Regions from separate parts of the Homo sapiens genome. Here region 2 is linked to region 1. A link is a contact called in ENCODE Hi-C or POLR2A ChIA-PET data. All regions are on one chromosome and are shown on one strand. The core of a region is the stretch at or near the end of the contact, and the rest is flanking DNA. Distances in the headings are between cores, read along the strand shown. Region 1 holds the start of STPG2 (sperm tail PG-rich repeat containing 2). Region 2 holds the start of C4orf17 (chromosome 4 open reading frame 17).

Region 1 (3,032 bases), core at 436-2,935:
TATTCAAGCAAAGAGTAATGTAGACTACTGCAGACAGAATGGCCAGACAGGGCTTGAAATTCTGCATCAATGCTTACGGCAACCATGGCCTAGACCTGAGTATGCAGTTTGGGTTGATATCCTTGTTTGGATCATCAAGGTCAAATGATGTCCTTAAGGACATAGCGGGCAAATTTACAAGCACCACTGGATTATCATACACAGCACATGAATTTTTCTCTTTCATCTCTGTGACTCTTTCTAATATGTCATAGTAAATATCTAGATCTTCTGAATGGGTATAGGTGGCAGCTTGGAAAATAAGGTTAAAACAACATTGAGAGAATTATGAGGGTTTCTGACAGAATGCAGGGAGAATCGAAGTTGGTGAGATGTTTCCAAAATATTGCAATATTCATTTTCCTACCATTAAAAAAAATCTTTGCCACCTCTCGTTTTGGATTATACGTCTCTTTCCCCATTAGAGAGAGAACACCTGAGGGCAGGGACTTTCTTATGCCTTTGTATCCTCATAACTTAGCAGGGATGGAACCTACAGTATATGCCAATTCGTGTTTTTTAAGTGCATAAATAATTTAGCTAGCTATTGAACAGAAAAAAAGGTACTACAGATACATCCTTGAGAAGCATATAGCCTCGCAAGGAGAGGGTTCCGACCTATATGGCACAATGAAGCCACAGTAAATGTTGCACAGGATTGAGTGGCAAATCGTGTATTACAGAGTATGAAAACTATAAAAACTTGTAGTAGGAACAAATTAACGTACTGTAGACCATTTGGAGGTGAGGTATGATCAAGGTAGGATTTGTCTAAGCCTCTGAGGATATTTATAATCTGGACAGAATTCTTGCTAGAAAAAACAGCCTGCGAGATGCAGAGGTGGATTCTGACATAGATTCCTTAAGCCCCAAGGACAAGCAAGGTTTCTTTTGCCCAAGGTTCAGAATCATTGGTTTGGTGGGGTGGACTGGGCTTTTTCAGTGCCTTCGCTTTGCTTTTTAAATATTGATGAATCAGTATTGTGGTTACCTGGCATACGACAAAAGAGGCAGCTTTCAGTCACTTCCACGGCTTCAGTTGGTGAGCTTTTCGCCTCCTTGCCTGGTGTCCTCATTTCTTTTTTTTTTTTTTTCTTTTTTACCCTTATCTTATTTGTTATTTTTTTTTCTGGGTTCTCCATTTCTTGTCACTGCCCTGAGCCCTGGGTTTGTCTTAGCAGTTTGGACTATCTACAGGTTAAGATCAGAGGTGCCTTTTCTCTGTGAGTACGAGTGGGGCTGCAGTAGAAGCGGGGGAGAGCTTGCGGAACCCCAAGCTCTCTGCTTCATGCTACTGCATTTTTCTTTACTAGGTTCTGTTGAGTCGGGAAGCAGATCAAGGTCAAGTTAGTCCTCACCCTTCCTAACGCGTTTTCTAAGGTTCTTCTGCATACTTAAAAAAGTTCGGGACCTAAGTAGTTACCGGGACCCCAAGAGCTACGAGGTTTAGGCCTGCCTTCTTCAAGGCGCGCCGGGTTCCGGGTAAAAAGAGCCGGGAAAGGGTGGCTGCTCGGTGCGCATGCTCCGAGGGCTCGGCCCAGGAAGGCACCTCCACTTCGCTCCCTAGAGACTGGGCCCGCCTCCTCCCCAGAGACTGGGCCCGCCTCCTCCCCAGGCTTCCGGGCGGAGAGAAGTGGGCGGAGTCAGGGCCGGAAGCACCGGGGCGAGCGTCTAATCCCTAATACCCAATTTTGGTGGCGTGCACCTGGCAAACTGATGATTGTGTGGGACGTCTAATCTCTAGTCGCTCACCCCTCTACTTTACCACAGAGCTAGAAATCGATTTGAGGAAATCTGGTATCAATGAGCGGGCGGGGAGACAACCCCACCCCTAATTTCCCTGTTTACGGAAGTTCTTTCCCGGCCTCCTCAGACTGGTGTCGGCTTCCTTTTTCTCCACACTTCTAGCTACCTTGTTTTTATCGTTTTCGGCACCTGCCCTTCCCCAGCGCCCCCACCACCCCGAGCACTATGTATGATCGGGCTCCCCGCCTGCTCAAATTGGCTGAAGGTGGCAGCACTGAGGCCCATGTGGGTCCTGGATCCTACCAGGTACCTTTCCTGAAGCAGCAGGCGACAGGTAAGATGTAGGAAGAGGCAGAGCTCCTGTGACAGGCATCCTATCTTCAGCCTGCTCCGCTTCTGCGTGCTTGTGAGTTAAACATAGAGCGGAATAGTACCATTTTGTAAACATAACAAAACATGAAGTAGGCAGGGAAAACACTATACTTTTATTTTACAGATGAGACTGATAGTATCACTTGTCCCATTTCAAAAGGCTGGTGAGCATATGGCTAGGACTTTTGATTCCGCAATAGTTGTCTACATCCTACTTTTGATTGTGCAGTTTAGGTCTAGGATTTTGATTTCCTGGCTGTGTTGACATAATATATGAGTCTCCAAATCCTGTGCCCTTACCTCCCGCTGTCTCGTTGCTTTGTAATCCTGCCTGCCTCACATCTTTCCTCCCATTAACCAGAGACATTTATTTATTAAGATGTAGCTTATATTTCTATTTTGCAGTATTATTTAAAGATAGTTCCGTTTTTTTTTCAGACAGATTTTTCTGACCGTCCTCATCTCTTTTAACACACTTCAGGGGAGCCCCTTTTCTCCACATTCTGTAAAGAAAAATTATATTTTTGACCAGTGGAGTGGGGATGGATAATTTAAATAATATTTGCTCTCCTCGTTTGTTTGCAGTTAGTGACTTAGTCAAAAATAAATACATCAATTTTGCTTTCTACTTTTTCTATTCTGGTGATTTTCTGGAGCTTAATACCGTCCAAATGATAGTTTTTCTTAACCTACATTTTCCCCATACCTACACTATGTATTTTCAAGCAAATGCCAGGATCCATTATTCTGTTACATAACTGATCAGATAAGGGAAGGTTTAGGTTTCTTGGGGTGGAGTACAAATTTGACTTCTGTCAGTGTTTCACATGTTGAATTGTACTGCTTCACAGTATCTGGTATCACTATTCTTGCAG
Region 2 (3,040 bases), core at 261-2,760, 1.4 Mb before region 1:
GGAGAGAATGGTAAAACCCAAAGAAGGAAAAAAATCCAAAAGAGTGATGTATCTGGAGATGATAAACCAGAGAACCTTTGCCATGTTGTTGTTTGCAATATTGAGTAACAGTTAACATTTTTAGACACCTATGGTGTCATAGACCTGGGAGATTAAAGATAATGTTATGTATCTTGGTGAATTCACAACCATGTGAGAAAGAACATTTCTGGATTAAGAACATAGAAAGTCGTTATTTAAATTTTCTTGAAAATAGTATGCTTTTGAAATCTAAGAAGGATGATTTTCTGGTGCTTGTTGTATTTTTTCTATCTTACATGAAAATCTTATTCATCGTAGCAGAATTGGGAAATACACATTTTATTTATAACCATGGCAGAGACTTTTTGGGTTAGAATAATTTGCAGTGTCAAAAAATGTTCATGTTCTAGAAATTGATCTCAGGATTTTGTTGGGATGGATGCTTTTAGATCGTTGACTACCTTTTTAGAACAAAGCAATCTATGTTTAAGTGTTTCATGCTATATACTTAGACTGTATGGTGTATAAATTCCCAGACTTGTTGCCACAGAATATCTGGTTTTCAGGAACTTCAGTTTGATATATATAAATACTAAAATTATCCTAGGTTGGGTAAAATATATGTAGACATTAAATGCAGAAAATATCTATCTAGCAATAAAAAGTATATTTTCTTATTGCTGTTTATGAATATCACAGTGAGGAGCTAGTTCTAATCTCTTTGTTTAAATCACACTTTAGACTTACTCATTCTTTTGGTGTGGGACCTTTTGTACAATTAAGCCAGTAAATTTGCTTTTTACTTGTATTGAGGGGAAAAGAGTACAGCAGACAATTTGGAGAGTGAAAAAGACATTAAACCAGAAATTTAAAGATAGGATTCATGGTCCCAGATTTGCCATTAACCAGCAAAGTGACCACAGATTAATTGTTTTATTGCCTAGATTTCAGTCTGTTTGTCTATTACCTGATGAAATTGACTTAAATGTTAGCTGATATTATTCAGTTATTCTGTATGTGTCTGTCCCACATCAATTCTCTTAGATTAAAGGGTAGTGATACACTTTAAATTTTGAAAAAAAAAAAGTCAACAAGAAAACAATGTGTATTTCATTTTCTTAAAACAGACTTATTTGGCTTTCACATACTCTTGAAAAAAGAATGAACTTGAGGACTATTAACTAAATCATACCTAAAATTTTAGAACATTATTGTAATGATGAATTTAAAATTATACCTGAGGACAATATTAAAAGCAGGTGATCTTGCTGACAAGAACTCAAGTCTGTTGATACCCTCCCAGCCTCATAATATGTCTAGACTGAGTTTTTGTTGATCTCCTTAAATCTCTGCACTTAAGCTAGAAGTTTTTAGTTGGTAGAGACAGACCAATCTCGAACGCTTCCAAAAGAATACAGCTGTCTTCATCCAGTTTCTCACACTCTTACTCCAAGGAGCCTGTGTGGCTCCCTGGTTGTTAAGATATGTTACATAGCTTAGCAACGTGGTAACATTCCTTAGAAAAATCTAAGTTCTAGAACCTCTCACCCACTATTCTTCTCAGACCTCCAGTTACCCACTTGACAAAACCATGTGGCCACAAATGGCTTTCCTCAATTTTGGACATATAATAGAGTTAAATCCAATGCAAGAGAAAGAAAAAGAAGAAAAATAAAACAGAGAGCAATATAAATCAAATTTATAATTTTTCCCACAATTCTGCTTAAAGAACAATTATGATATAACCAAATATAGCTTAATCCAAAACCAACGGGGAGAAGGTATACATGCTTTTAAGGAGTTTCTAATAGTTGTGAATGGAATATACTGCTTTGGTAGTCAGGATGTCTGTGCTGATGACATGTTCAATAGCCATGAAAAAATATTGAAATGTTAATTAGAAGTCATAGAGAAACACACACACATGTACATGCGGTGCTTCACAAGACTTTTCAGAATACACATGATTTTGAATTTCTGAATTACAATCTCTAAGAGCAATATAGACAATTTCTGAAAGGCAAATACTAGCTTAAAACAATGCAAGGATAGAGCCTAATTTGTCTGTTTTCTTGACTGGCCCAAGAATTAAAGGTTTAATTGCCTTTGCCTATAACCCATTCTTATGCCTTATGCCTCCCTGTTTTACTGTAGTTTATGGGGAATTTTATGGGAGATCTAATTGACTTTCTAAGGTAATTTTTGTATTCTGAGATTTTTAGTTTTCACTTTGTATCAGTTGAGAAACTTTATTACACAGCTAATAACAGAGATCAGAAATAGTGTTCTAAGTAAGATAGATGTGTATTTCTTCCTCACATGGAAGAGTTCAACCATCTAGGGTTGGTATGGAAGCTTTATGAAGCATCATTATGGACCTTGGCTTCATCTATGTTTTAGGTCCATCTTTCTTAATATTAGGCTTCCATTTTTGAAATTATCCCTTGTTCAAGATGGTTCCTGAAGTTCCAGTCATCCAAGATGGCTGCTATATTTGCACATATCAAATCTGTACTCCAAGCAGGAAACAAGAGGAAGGTTGGGGAGGTAAGGGCTGACAAGGGCACATGCTAGCTATCTGCTCTCTTTGTAAGAGCCTTCTCATGAGTCTCAGACAATAATCTATGTTGCATTGATGATTTATAGCTACAAGAAAGGATAGAAAATGTAGTTTCTTAACAGGGCACATTGACACCCCATTCTAAAACAGGGGCTCTAACAAGAGAGGGAGAAAGTATAAATCGGGTTATAAAAAGCAATCTCAACCACAGATCCTGACATTAATACCTAACTCTGGGTAGGAGAAGTCTACACTCTGTGTGCTGTGCTTTCCCTTAGAGAGGGTCACTAGAGATAAACATGTACTTGGCTATGTAACTATGTTATTTTCCATTTATGAAGCCCCATGGGGAATTTTCCTGTCTCATTACTAGGAAAAAAATGATACAACTGGCTTGTTTGCATTAATTTTGTCAGAATCAAAAAGACAGAGGTTGCTCTGCTGCACTGCTCAGGGTAG

What was found. A loop is a pair of places that touch in the nucleus more often than their neighbours do. ChIA-PET counts read pairs that join two places held with the same protein, here RNA polymerase II (POLR2A). Pooled maps may share reads with other maps.
Region 2: a loop to region 1 is called in a map of CD8-positive, alpha-beta T cell, with 15 times the contacts of the local background. The contact joins the promoter of C4orf17 here to the promoter of STPG2 in region 1. A Hi-C loop is called at or near these places in 2 of 168 maps with a recorded cell type or tissue (CD8-positive, alpha-beta T cell and naive thymus-derived CD4-positive, alpha-beta T cell) and 8 of 50 pooled maps. POLR2A ChIA-PET finds 5 or more read pairs at or near these places in 1 of 52 experiments (activated naive CD4-positive, alpha-beta T cell).

The regions. Positions count from the first base shown.
Region 1 is chr4:98,142,129-98,145,160 of GRCh38, reverse strand. It overlaps STPG2 (sperm tail PG-rich repeat containing 2), which reads left to right and starts at 1,685. Exons shown (of 11, transcript NM_174952.3): 1 at 1,685-2,119. The coding sequence starts at 2,011. RefSeq lists an enhancer at 1,859-1,958.
Region 2 is chr4:99,509,491-99,512,530 of GRCh38, reverse strand. C4orf17 (chromosome 4 open reading frame 17) reads right to left here and starts at 1,510. Exons shown (of 9, transcript NM_032149.3): 1 at 1,259-1,510.